2 separate regions of the Homo sapiens genome follow, and region 1 is linked to region 2. A link is a contact called in ENCODE Hi-C data. All regions are on one chromosome and are shown on one strand. Each heading gives the region's core, a stretch centred on a gene start or an enhancer-like site at or near the end of the contact. The rest is flanking DNA. Distances are from core to core; before and after follow the strand shown. Region 1 has its middle 22 kb from the start of TASOR. Region 2 holds the start of IL17RD (interleukin 17 receptor D).

Region 1 (2,700 bases), core at 157-2,656, 460 kb after region 2:
CCAGCCGTGGTGGTTTATGCCTATAATCCCAGCACTTTGGGAGGCCAGGAGGATCACTTGAGCACAGGAGGTCGAGGCTGCAGTGGGCCATGATTGCACCACCATACTCCAGTGGTGCAATCATAGCTGGAAACAAAGGAAGAGAAGAGAAGAGAGGAAGAGAAGATCAGGCTTTGTTATGGCAGGCAGGTAAGCTAATTATAGATTATTTTGATACCTTCTTTTTTTTTTTTTTTTTTTTTTGAGGCAGAGTCTCACTCTGTCAGCCAGGCTGGAGTGCAGTGGCACGATCTTGGCTCACTGCAACTTCTGTCTCCCGGGCTCAAGCAATTCTCCTGCCTCAGCCTCCCGAATAACTGGGATTACTGGCATGTGCCACTACACCCAGCTAATTTTTGTATTTTTAGTAGAGACAGGGTTTCACCATGTTGGTCAGGCTGGTCTTGAACTCCTAACCTCAGGTAATCCGCCTGCCTCGGCCTCCCAAAGTGCTGGGATTACAGGCGTGAGCCACCACACCCAGCCCAGTTTGATACTTTTAAGGCCTATTTTAATTTTTGCTATGGCAGATATAGATTAGCCTTTACTCCAGGATTATTCCGTCTAAGCATGATCCCCCTGAATATTTGTCACATGGCTCAGTTAATTATTGAAGACTTTCCATTGGTTATTCAGGACCTTGGCTAATTGAAGTTCTCACTTCTCCCCACTCAGTTTGAACACTGAGTGTAATTCAGTTTACAATTCCAAGTCTTTATTTTCTCAGCCTCATGAAGGTTTTACTCCACACATGCATAGTCAAGGGGACTTCCTATGCGGTCTTCTGAAACTCTTTTTCTACAAAGCTTCCAATTCTCTAGAATTTTGCCTGGCAACTTTCAGTTACCTTCTGCTCCCCAAATCTCGGAGAGATTGCTCAGCTTCACTTGCATTCCCCTCCCCGCATCCACAACCTGGAAATTGCCTTCAGACAAAATTCCGGTGTGGTTTTAGGGTTTACCTTTTTGTTTCCTTTCTTTTAGGGATTACAATCCACACTGCCTATTGTCTGATTTCTGAATATAGTTGTTTAGAGTATTTTGGCCAGTTTTCTAGTTGTTTATGGGGGGATCAGTATAATTGGAAGCAGGAGTCTCAAAGTCATTTTTTAAATTTCTGTTTTAAAATGTAACAGCTCTGTGTACATACAATGGAATATTATTCGGCCTTAAAAAGAAATCCTGACATATGATAAAACATAGATGAACCTTGAGGATGTTATGCTAAGTGAAACAAGCCAATCACAAAAAGACAAATACTATATGATTCCATTTCTATGAGGTACTTAGAGTAGTCAAATTTATAAAGACAGGAAGTAGAGTGATGGTTAGCAAGTACTGCGGGGAGAGGGAAATGGCGAGCTGTTCTTTAATTGGTATAGAGTTTCAGTTTTGCAATATGAAAAGGGGATAGGAGATTATTTGTACAACAGTGTGAATATGCTTAACACTATTGGACTGTATGCTTTTTTCTCCCATATATATTCTGCTTATGTAGACTGTACACTTAAAATGGTTGAGGCCAGGTGCAGTGCCTCACGCCTGTAATTCCAGCACTTTGGGAGGCCAAGGTGGACATATCACCTGAGCTCAGGAGTTTGAGACCAGCCTGGCCAACATGGTGAACATGCCTCTGTAAAAAATACAAAAATTAGCCAGCCAGAGAATCACTTGAACCCGGGAGGCAGAGGTTGCAGTGAGCCTAGACTGCACCACTGCACTCCAGCCTAGGAGCCTGGGCGACAGAGTGAGACTCCATCTGAAAAAAAAAAAAAAAAAAAAAAAAAAAAGGTTGAGATGGTAAATTTTCTGTTATATGTATTTTACAATTTTTTTAAAAAACAGCTAACAGTGACTGGGCGCGGTGGCTCACAGCTGTAATCCCAGCACTTTGGGAGGCCGAGGTGGGCGGATCACGAGGTCAGGAGATCGAGAACATCCTGGCTAACACGATGAAACCCCATCTCTACTAAAAATACAAAAAATTAGCCAGGTGTGGTGGCGGGTGCCTGTAGTCCCAGCTACTCGGGAGGCTGAGGCAGGAGAATGGCATGAACCGAGAAGGCGGAGCTTGCAGTGAGCCGAGATCACACCACTGCACTCCAGCCTAGGCGACAGAGCGAGACTCCATCTCAAAAAAAAACAAAAACAAAAAAACAAAACAACAACAACAACAACAAAAACCACACCTAACAGTGTTCCAGTCATTTTACATTACGCTTAATCTGTGCAACAACCTCTTAAGATGTAGGTGCAATCATTATTATTTTGTTTTGAGACACTGTCTTGCCCTATTATACAGTGTGTGGTACAGTGACGTGATCATAGCTCACTCTAGCCTTGAACTCCTGGGCTCAAGCAATCCTCCTGCCTCAGCCTCCCGAGTAGCTAGAACTACAGGCATGCACCTCCATGCCCAGCTAGTTTTTAATTTTTTTGTAGAGGTGGGGTCTTGCTTTGTTGCCCAGGTTGGTCTTCAACTCCTGACCTCAAAGGATTCTCCCCCTTTGGCCTCCCAAAGCGCCAAGATTGCAGGTGTGAGCCACTGCAGGTGGCTGGCCTAGGTGCCATTTTTTTTCTCAACATGGAGTCTTGCTCTGTTGCCCAGGCTGGAGTACAGTGCGGCGATCTCTGCTCACTGCAACCTCCACCTCACTGGTTC
Region 2 (2,700 bases), core at 180-2,679:
TTTCCAAGGTTTCCTGAGGCAAAAAGACCAAGATAAGGCTGGGGCTGGGGGGAGTTCTGTGCAGCAGGAGCCAGGTGGTAAAGACAGAGTGGAAGAGAAAGCCAGTATGGATTTTATTCTAAATGGCCTTTGCATAAGAGCCACCATAGAACAGTTTTATTTATTGATTTTATTTTTATTAATCCTCCTCCAAACACAGAACACATAATTTTACTGTTTTTTTTTGTTGGTGGTGGTGGTGGTAGGTTTGTTTGTTTGTTTGTTTGTTTGTTTGTTTTTAGAGACAGGGTCTTACTGTGTCACTCAGGCTTCAGTGCGGTTGGCAGGATCATAGCTCACTGTTACCTCTAACTCCTGAACTCAAGCGATCCTCTAGGATTGGCCACTGCACTCAGCCTAGAGTTTTAATTGGGATAAGTCAGTAGTCTGATTTGTGTTTTTGGAAGATAACTTTGGATCCAGGCTGGAGAAATGTATCGGACACGGGGACAAAGTCAGAAGTAGAAAAAGCCCTTAGGAAGAGGAGGTGGTATTCTTGAGGAAGGGGGTAGTGGAGAGGGACAAAGTGGGAGAGTTTAGGTGCTCAGATAAAAGGCAAAGCGCTGGGAAGAGTGCGGTGAAACTCTGGATAGCTTGGGCTACTCCACTTCTCTGAGCCTCAGTTTCCTCTTCCAAACAGAAATAATATCCACTTCATGAGGTTATGTTTGACAAGTGTAGTAGCTGAGAGTATTGTTTTTAGTCAGGTCTGGATTGGATCTCAGGTCTGGCAGGTAACAGCTGTGTGACCTTATGAGAGTCAGTTAATGATAGATTGTAGCCTTTATGGAGCACTTGTTATGTTTCAACCAACAGAACTCTCCCCAGACTAGGATACTTATTCTAGCTTCCAGGAGGGTGAGGGGGACGGGGGGTTGTGGTGAGGAAGTATTGTGGAGACAGCAAGCCTTTTGTCCAAAGTCCTACTAGTAAATGTGGAGCCAGGATTTCTCTGTCACGTTCCCCTAACTTTTCTGCGCCTAAAACTGGGATAACAATAATACACTTCCTTGTGTGGTTGGGCGTATACAGAAAGGGGTCTGGCACATAGCAGGTGTTTATTAAATTATTATTAAAATTATTATTATTACATTCTTTGTGTTTTCCTCAGGTTTTGCATAGAGTGAGCATCACTTGGACAAATCCTTTGGATTAAAAAAAGATCTACTAAGTGAGGGGGAAGAAACTGCGGCTGCCAGAGTCTCAGTGGGGGCTTGGGGGGCGTGACCAGAGGGGCGTGGTCTACGGGGGCAGGGCCACAACTGGAGGGCCAGGCTGTGGGGGCGGGGCCAGCACACGAGGACTGAGGGTGGGGGCGGGGCCCGGGCTGGCAACGCATGCCCAGTGCGGTCCCCTTCGCTGCCGCCGCGGCCGCCGCGGCCACCGCCCACTCGGGGCTGGCCAGCGGCGGGCGGCCGGGGCGCAGAGAACGGCCTGGCTGGGCGAGCGCACGGCCATGGCCCCGTGGCTGCAGCTCTGCTCCGTCTTCTTTACGGTCAACGCCTGCCTCAACGGCTCGCAGCTGGCTGTGGCCGCTGGCGGGTCCGGCCGCGCGCGGGGCGCCGACACCTGTGGCTGGAGGGTAAGGCGAGGGCGGCGGGTTTCTTGCCGTCGCCAACTCGCGGGGGACGCAGCGCGCACAGGTGCTCGCGGGGAGGCGAGCCCGCGCCAACCTGTCTGCTCTTCGCGGGGTCCGCGGCCGGCCTGGGTCTCACTCCTCCCGCGCATCCTCCTGGTTTCCCTCCCCGGACGCGTGTCCTCCGGCCCTGGCCGAGATGAAAGCGGCTGCCCGACCCCGGCTTTGTGTTGCTAATGAGGTGCGGCCGCCGGCCGGGGTCCCATTCAGAGGGCGGGCGTGAGGGGCGGCGGGGCTGGGCCGGGCGCCCCACCCTTTGTTCTTGGCCCGGGACCTCCTTCGTCCCAGGGCTGCGTGTCCCGGGCTGGGATCCCCCGAGCCACCCGGACCGGGTTGCGCTTTGGAGAGGGAAGGGGGTATTCTCCCGGACTTTCAGTCCACAACCCTGCTAAGGCCCGGGCGGCCGGAGAGGGGACTTGGAGCACCGGGGAGGGATGCGCCCCGCTCTTCTAGTAGCTTTGTTCCTCCTCGCCTGGGGCCGTCACCCCACTCCTACCCCTCCTCTGACTCCGGGACCTCCTGAGAAACTTCGCCTCCCGGTTCAGCCCTTCGTCTTGTGAAGGTCTCGCGGCTGATATCCTCCTTCCCTGCTTCGAGTTGCGGATATTTTTCCGCCAAAGGGCCGCGTGGGTGTCATCTGGGTGAGGTGCCTGAGACGAGACTGGAGAGGTGCCCAGACTTTCGCCGTGTGCATTGAGCCGTCTTCGTGGAACCGAGCGCTCCTTTGACACTGTCTGGGCGATGGGCGCGGGTGATTGCCATTCCCCTCTCAGCTTCCCTGCTCCCTACCTGGGCTTCTGGCCTTGGGCGGCCCCAGAACCTGGAGATGATGTCCGTCTGCCCCGAGTCTCCCACCGAGGCCCGGGTGGGCCCGGCGTCAGGGCACTCACGGCCTTAAGCTTGTGGAGAAAACGTAGGCTTTGCACTCAGGCAGCAGGGACATGACCTTGGCTCTGCTCCTGGGGAGCCATGAGCCTCAATTTCTTCATATGAAAAATGGGATGAAATGAGAATTTCCTTAGTAT

Evidence for each region. A loop is a pair of places that touch in the nucleus more often than their neighbours do. Pooled maps may share reads with other maps.
Region 1: a loop to region 2 is called in a map of PC-9, with 7 times the contacts of the local background. The contact joins the enhancer-like site here to the promoter of IL17RD in region 2. A Hi-C loop is called at or near these places in 1 of 168 maps with a recorded cell type or tissue (PC-9), 1 of 37 single-sample maps with no recorded cell type and 12 of 50 pooled maps.

Annotation. Positions count from the first base shown.
Region 1 is chr3:56,703,582-56,706,281 of GRCh38, reverse strand. No RefSeq gene overlaps it. Among named protein-coding and RNA genes, the nearest start is that of TASOR, 22 kb to the right of the region's middle. Within about 2 kb of position 1,406, at least 2 of the 41 ENCODE cell types and tissues checked have a DNase peak (open chromatin) inside an H3K27ac peak, as active enhancers do.
Region 2 is chr3:57,164,082-57,166,781 of GRCh38, reverse strand. IL17RD (interleukin 17 receptor D) reads left to right here and starts at 1,429. Exons shown (of 13, transcript NM_017563.5): 1 at 1,429-1,621. The coding sequence starts at 1,496. RefSeq lists silencers at 1,241-1,290, 1,311-1,650.